2 separate regions of the Homo sapiens genome follow, and region 1 is linked to region 2. A link is an interaction called in ENCODE POLR2A ChIA-PET data of the cell type or tissue named here. Cell type or tissue: PC-9. All regions are shown on one strand. Each heading gives the region's core, and the rest is flanking DNA. Links, peaks and the distances in the headings are about the cores only.

What was found. ChIA-PET counts read pairs that join two places held together with the same protein. Peaks named below come from ENCODE experiments on the same cell type or tissue, not always from the same donor. Only the 100,000 strongest peaks of a DNase experiment are listed, where the experiment ranks them.
Region 1: POLR2A ChIA-PET joins it to region 2 with 7 read pairs; 1 of 35 experiments calls an interaction of 5 or more read pairs at or near these places.

The regions. Positions count from the first base shown.
Region 1 is chr2:62,354,069-62,356,992 of GRCh38, forward strand. No RefSeq gene overlaps it. Among named protein-coding and RNA genes, the nearest start is that of MIR5192, 150 kb to the left of the region's middle. In PC-9, for the core only: no CTCF peak of the experiment used is centred there; DNase peaks (open chromatin) are centred at 893 and 1,323; H3K4me3 peaks cover 943 bases; H3K27ac peaks cover 2,061 bases.
Region 2 is chr2:62,867,248-62,870,171 of GRCh38, forward strand. The region is part of intron 9 of EHBP1 (EH domain binding protein 1); the gene reads left to right. Among named protein-coding and RNA genes, the nearest start is that of EHBP1, 160 kb to the left of the region's middle. In PC-9, for the core only: no CTCF peak of the experiment used is centred there; no DNase peak of the experiment used is centred there.

The sequences.
Region 1 (2,924 bases), core at 232-2,731, 510 kb before region 2:
CCTGACCTCGTGATCAGCCTACCTCGACCTCCCAAAGTGCTGGGATTACAGGCGTGAGCCACTGTGCTCCGCCTAATCGCCGCTAACCTTTTACGCTTGCTTGGTAAGAACACATTTTTCTCAGCCTTTTGTATTCAAACTTTCTTTTTTTCTTTTTCTTTCTTTTTTTTTTTTTTTTTGGAGACAGGGTCTCACTCTGTCACCCAGGCTGGAGTACAGCGGTGCCAGTTTGGCTCACTGCAACCTCCACCTCCCAGGTTCAAGCTATTCTCCTGCTTCAGCCTCTTGAGTAGCTGGGATTACAAGTGTGCGCCACTACACCTGGCTAATTTTTGTATTTTTAGTAGAGACGGGTTTTGCCTTGTTGGCTAGGGTGGTCTTGAACTCCTGGCCTCAGATGATCCACCTGCCTCGGCCTCCCAAAGTGCTGGGATTACAGGGGTGAGCCACTGCACCTGGCCACAACCTTTCTTAATCATTTTGTTTTATCATTAGGTTTTACTTTGTGATTAAATATGAGAATGTCTTTCAGCAGGTGATTGTCATATCAACAAGCAAGTCATCTTACTTGTTGATATGACAATTATGTGTTGGTCTATTATCTTTGCTTTATTATTGTTTGTGTTTTTAGTGATAATTTGAAAGGTGTGTATTATTTTTGTTCTAGTAGCTACCTTTATCACTTTTTTAAGAAATAATTTTTAGAAAACGATAAAGACATAACCCTCATGTAGATACAAGAATGAACATGTGTTGAAGATTTTATTTTTCTCCTTAATTAGCAAGGGAACCAGTCAGGAATGATAACTCTTTCAAAGGAAAAAGTCAAAGGAACACAAATTTAAATGGACAAAGAGATTGAATTACAAATGGAGGCAAACTGGTTTTTCCACAAGGGAAAGAACTCAAAGGAAACTCTCCTAGGTAATACAGTTTGCATATCTATCAGTCACCTACGATTTACAAAGAGATGCAAAATAGCTCAAAGACAATGAACAGGACCAAAAAATGCAGTTTTTCATTGAAGTACAAAATTGCTTCTTATAGTCTTAATATTAATTAGATAATTACTAATTAGTGATAATGTAACCGCCCAACAGGTTCACCTTGCCCGCTGCCTAGATGGAGCTGATGTATCAAGACAGGGGCACTGCAAAAGAGAAAGAGTTTAATTCATGCAGAGCCAGCTGTACGGGAGACTGGAATTTTATTATTATTCAAATCAGTCTCCCTGAAATTCGAGGATGGCGGATTTTAGGATAATGTGATAGGCAGGGGCCAGTGAATCAGGAGTACTGATTGGTTGGGTCGGAGATGAAATCATAAGGAGTCAAAGCTGTCCTCTTGTGCTGAGTCAGTTCCTGGGTGGGGGCCACAAGACCAGATGAGCCAGTTTTTTGATCTGGGTGATGCCAGCTGATCCATCAAGTGCAAAATATCTCAAGCGCTGATCTTAGGTTTTACAATAGTGATATCATCCCCAGGAGGGCCAAAATCTTTCAGCCTCCATCTGCGTGACTCCTAAACCATAATTTCTAATCTTGTGGTTAATTTGTTAGTCCTGCAAAGGCAGTCTAGTCCCCAGGTCAGAAGGGGAAGGGCATTGTCCTTGTTTGGGAAGGGACATCATCCTTGTTTCAAAGTTAAACTATAAACTAAGTTACTCCCAAAGTTAGTTTGGCTTATGCCAAGGAATGAACAAGGACAGTTTGGAGGTTAGAACCAAGATGGAGTTGGTTAAGTCAGATCTCTTTTACTGTAATAATTTTCTCAGTTATAATTTTGCAACTACAGTTTCAGTAATACTCTTAATCTTCTGTTTCTTTAGACATATCTATCAATTTTGTTTATAGGATGAGCAGCTAATTCCAGTTTCCCTGGGAATTTCCTGGCTTCCACACTGAAAGTCTCTCATCGTGGGAAACCCCTCAATCGATGGAAAACCAGGACCGTTGGTCACTGAAATTTTCTACTATAAGAAATGATAGAATTATTGTAGTTCTACTTTGTTCCATTTTTTTTTTTTTTTTTTGAGATGGAGTCTTGCTCTGTTGCCCAGGCTGGAGTGTAATGGTATGATCTCGGCTCACTGCAACCTCTGCCTCCCGGTTTCAAGCGATTCTCCTGCCTCAGCCTGCTGAGTAGCTTGGATTACAGGTGCCCACCACCACGCCCAGCAAATTTTTGTATTTTTAGTAGAGACGGGGTTTCATCATGTTGGTCAGGCTGGTCTTGAACTCTTGACCTCAAGTGATCCACCCGCCTTGACCTCCCAAAGTGCTGGGATTACAGGCGTGAGCCATCATGCCTGGCTCCACTTTTTTCCTGAGGAAGTTTTTATTATTTATTTATTTTAAAGATAGGGTGTTGCTCTGTCACCCAGGATGGAGTGGAGTGGTGCAATCACGACTCACTGCAGCCTTGACCTCCCGGGCTCAAGTGATCCTCCTGCCTCAGCCTCCCAAGTAGCTGGGACTACAGGTGCATACCACTAAGCTCAGATAAATTTTTTATTTTTTGTAGAGATGAGATCTCCCTAAGTTACCCAGGCTGGTCTTGAACTCCAGGGCTCAAGTGGTCCTCCCACCTCAGCCTCCCAATGTGCTGGGGTTATAGGAGTGAGTCACTGTGTCTGGCCATGCCCAGCTAATTAAAAAAAATTCTTTTACAGAAGGTGTCTCACTGTGTTGCCTAGGCTGATCCAGAACTCCTGGCCTTAAGTGATCGTCTCTCAGCATCAGAAGCTTTTTTTTAGATAATAGTGGTACAAAACCTTGACTATACCTGAATAAGTTTTTTAAAATTCGGATGCTTGGGGCCCAACCCCAGAAATTCTAATTTAATTGGTCTAGGATATGGCTTGGCCATCTAGGATTTTAAAAGTCTACTCAGGTAGCTCTAATGTTCAGGCAAGGTTGTGAATT
Region 2 (2,924 bases), core at 326-2,825:
ATGAAAGGATACTGTTTTAAGCTTCTTATACATAATGTTACTTGAAGACACTTTTTTCAGAGTTGACAATTGTTTATATAGAAAAGCATAAGGAATCTTTAAAATGGGTACTAAAACTAAAAAGTAAATTTAGCAAGGTTACAGGCTACAATATTAATATATAAATTCAATTGTGTTTCTCTGTAGTCACAATGAACAATCAGAAATCAATATTGAAAAAAATACCATTTATAGAAGCATCCAAAACAAAAAACTCAGGGATAAATTTGAACAAAGATGTGCAATATGTATATACCGAAAACAACAGAACGTTGCTGAGAGAAATTAAAGAGTGAAATCAATGGGAAAAAATACAATGGCCATGGATTCAAAGATATAAGTTATTTTCAGTCAATTTATAAATTCAGTGCCATCCCAATCAAAATTTTAGCATGCTTTTTAAAAAAATAATTTGTCAGCTGTTTATAAAATGTATGTGGAAATGAAAGGGACTTAGAATAATCAAAACAACTTTGAAAAAGAGCAAAATTTGAGGATTTATACTATCTGATTTTAAAACTCATTAACCAAGACAGTGTGGTATTAGTTTACTAATAGACTGTAGGTGACTGGAAGAGAGCCTGGAATTAGATTCATACATATATTGCCAATTTATTTTTGACAAAGCTAGCAAAGAAAATCAATTAGGAAATGATAATCTTTTCAAGAAATGATGCTAGAACAATTAAATGTCCATATGCCCCTCCTCAACAAAAAAAAAGCTACAATTCTTACCTTCCACTGTATAAAACATTTATCTAAAAATAGATCACACAACTAAAAGTAAGAATAAAAACTGAAGATTCAGCCAGGCACAGTGGCTCACACCTGTAATCACAGCACTTTGGGAGGCCGAGGCGGGCGGATCACTTTAGGTCAGGAGTTCAAGACCAGCGTGGCCAACATGGTGAAACCCTGTCTCTACTAAAAAAAATACAAAAACTTAGCTAGGCATGGTTTCAGTCACCTGTAATCCAAGCTACTTGGGAGGCTGAGGCAGGAGAATTGCTTGAACCCGAGAAGTGGAGGTTACAGTGAGCCAAGATCACACCATTGTACTGCAGCCTGGGCAACAACAGCAAAACTCCACCTTAAAAAACAAAAAACTGAAGATTCTAGAAGAGGACATAGGAAAAAGTCTTAGTGACTTTGTATTTGGGAGATTTCTTAAGTAGAATGCAACAAAACACAAAGGATAAAACAAAAAATGGTTAATTTGTACTTCATCAATATTAAAACGTTTTTCTCTTTATAAAACTCTTACAAAAATGAAAAAGCAAGCCACAGTTTGGCAGAAATGATTTGCAATACCTGCATCTGGCAAAAGACGTATCCAGAATATGTAAAGAACTCTTTTAACTCAGTAATAAGAAAGGGGAGGCCAGGTGCAGTGGTTCATGCCTGTAATCTCAGCTACTCAGGAGGCTGTGGTTGGAGGATCTCTTGAGCCCAGAAGTTGGAGACCAACCTGAGCAGCATAACAAGAGTCTATCTCTTAAAAAAAAAATTTTTTTTTAATTAGCTGGGTGTGATAGTGCACACCTGTGGTCCCAGCTACTCAGGAGGCTGATATGGGCTGATCACTTGAGCCCAGGGTTTCAAGGCTGCAGTGAGCTATGATCACTCCATTGCACTCCAGCCTGGGCAACGCTGTGAGACCTCGTCTCTAAAAAATAATAAATTTAAAAATTTATTAAAAGAAAGGGGGAAATATTCCAACAGACATTTCACAAATGAAAATATTGTATAGGAATGGAGAGATGCTCAGCTTCATTAGTCATCAAGAAAATGCAAATTGATACCACAATAAGATATCACTACACACCTACCCAAATGACTAAAATTTACAAGACTGACTATACCAAGTATTGTCAAGGATGTGGGGCCACCGGAACTCCACAGAACTCTCAGAGTACTTCTGAATGGTTCAACCATTTTAGAAAAAAGTTTGGCAGTCTCTGAAAAAGTTAAACATACATGTATCACTTGACCCAGACATTCCATTTCTACGTTTCAAGAGAAGTGAAAGCATATGTCCACAAAGACTTCTACATAAATATTTTAACAACTTTATTGATTATAATAACAAAATGGGAACAATTCAAATATCTATCAACAGACAAATGGATAAACAAACTGTGGCATATCCATACAATGCAGTACTACTCAGTAATAAAGAGGAACAAACTGTTGGTAAATTGCAAGATCATTATACTGAGTGAAAGAAGACAGACCAGAAAATACTATACTGTGTGATACCATTTATTTTAAACTCTAGAATATGCAAACAATCTATAGTGAGAAAAAACAGATCAGTAGTTGTTTACAATCAGAGCTGGAGGGAGGAAGAGATTAAAAAGGGGCATGCAGGAAACTTTTGGAGGGACTGGAAATGTTTGGAAATGTTTGTTATCTTGATTTGTGCTGATGGTTTCACACTTGCATGCATGCATAAAAAATACTCATTAAATATTTTCAAATGTAAGCCATGTATTGTTTATCATTTATACCTAAATAAAGCTGTTTTAAAAAGAACAGCAATCTTTAACTTTAATAGCAGAAATATTATATCACGTGAGTGATATCCAGCTTGGAATTCTTGGGCCTTTAGGTCTATTTGATGTAAATAACTGGTGTGTGACGGGAGAGATCTTTAAAATATTTAATAATAAGTAATATAATTATATGATCACTTGTGAGACTATATGAGTCTTTGCTTTCTTTGGAAATACATAAACTTTTGTGTATTAACATTATTTAGAACTTGGGAAAAATAGTTATTTCTTTAAAAATGCAGGTTGAAAGGAAAATATTTCAAAACACTCTATATGTGGGTTGAGAGGGGAATAATAATAAGGCTCCTTTGATTCATGAAAGTTTGGGGT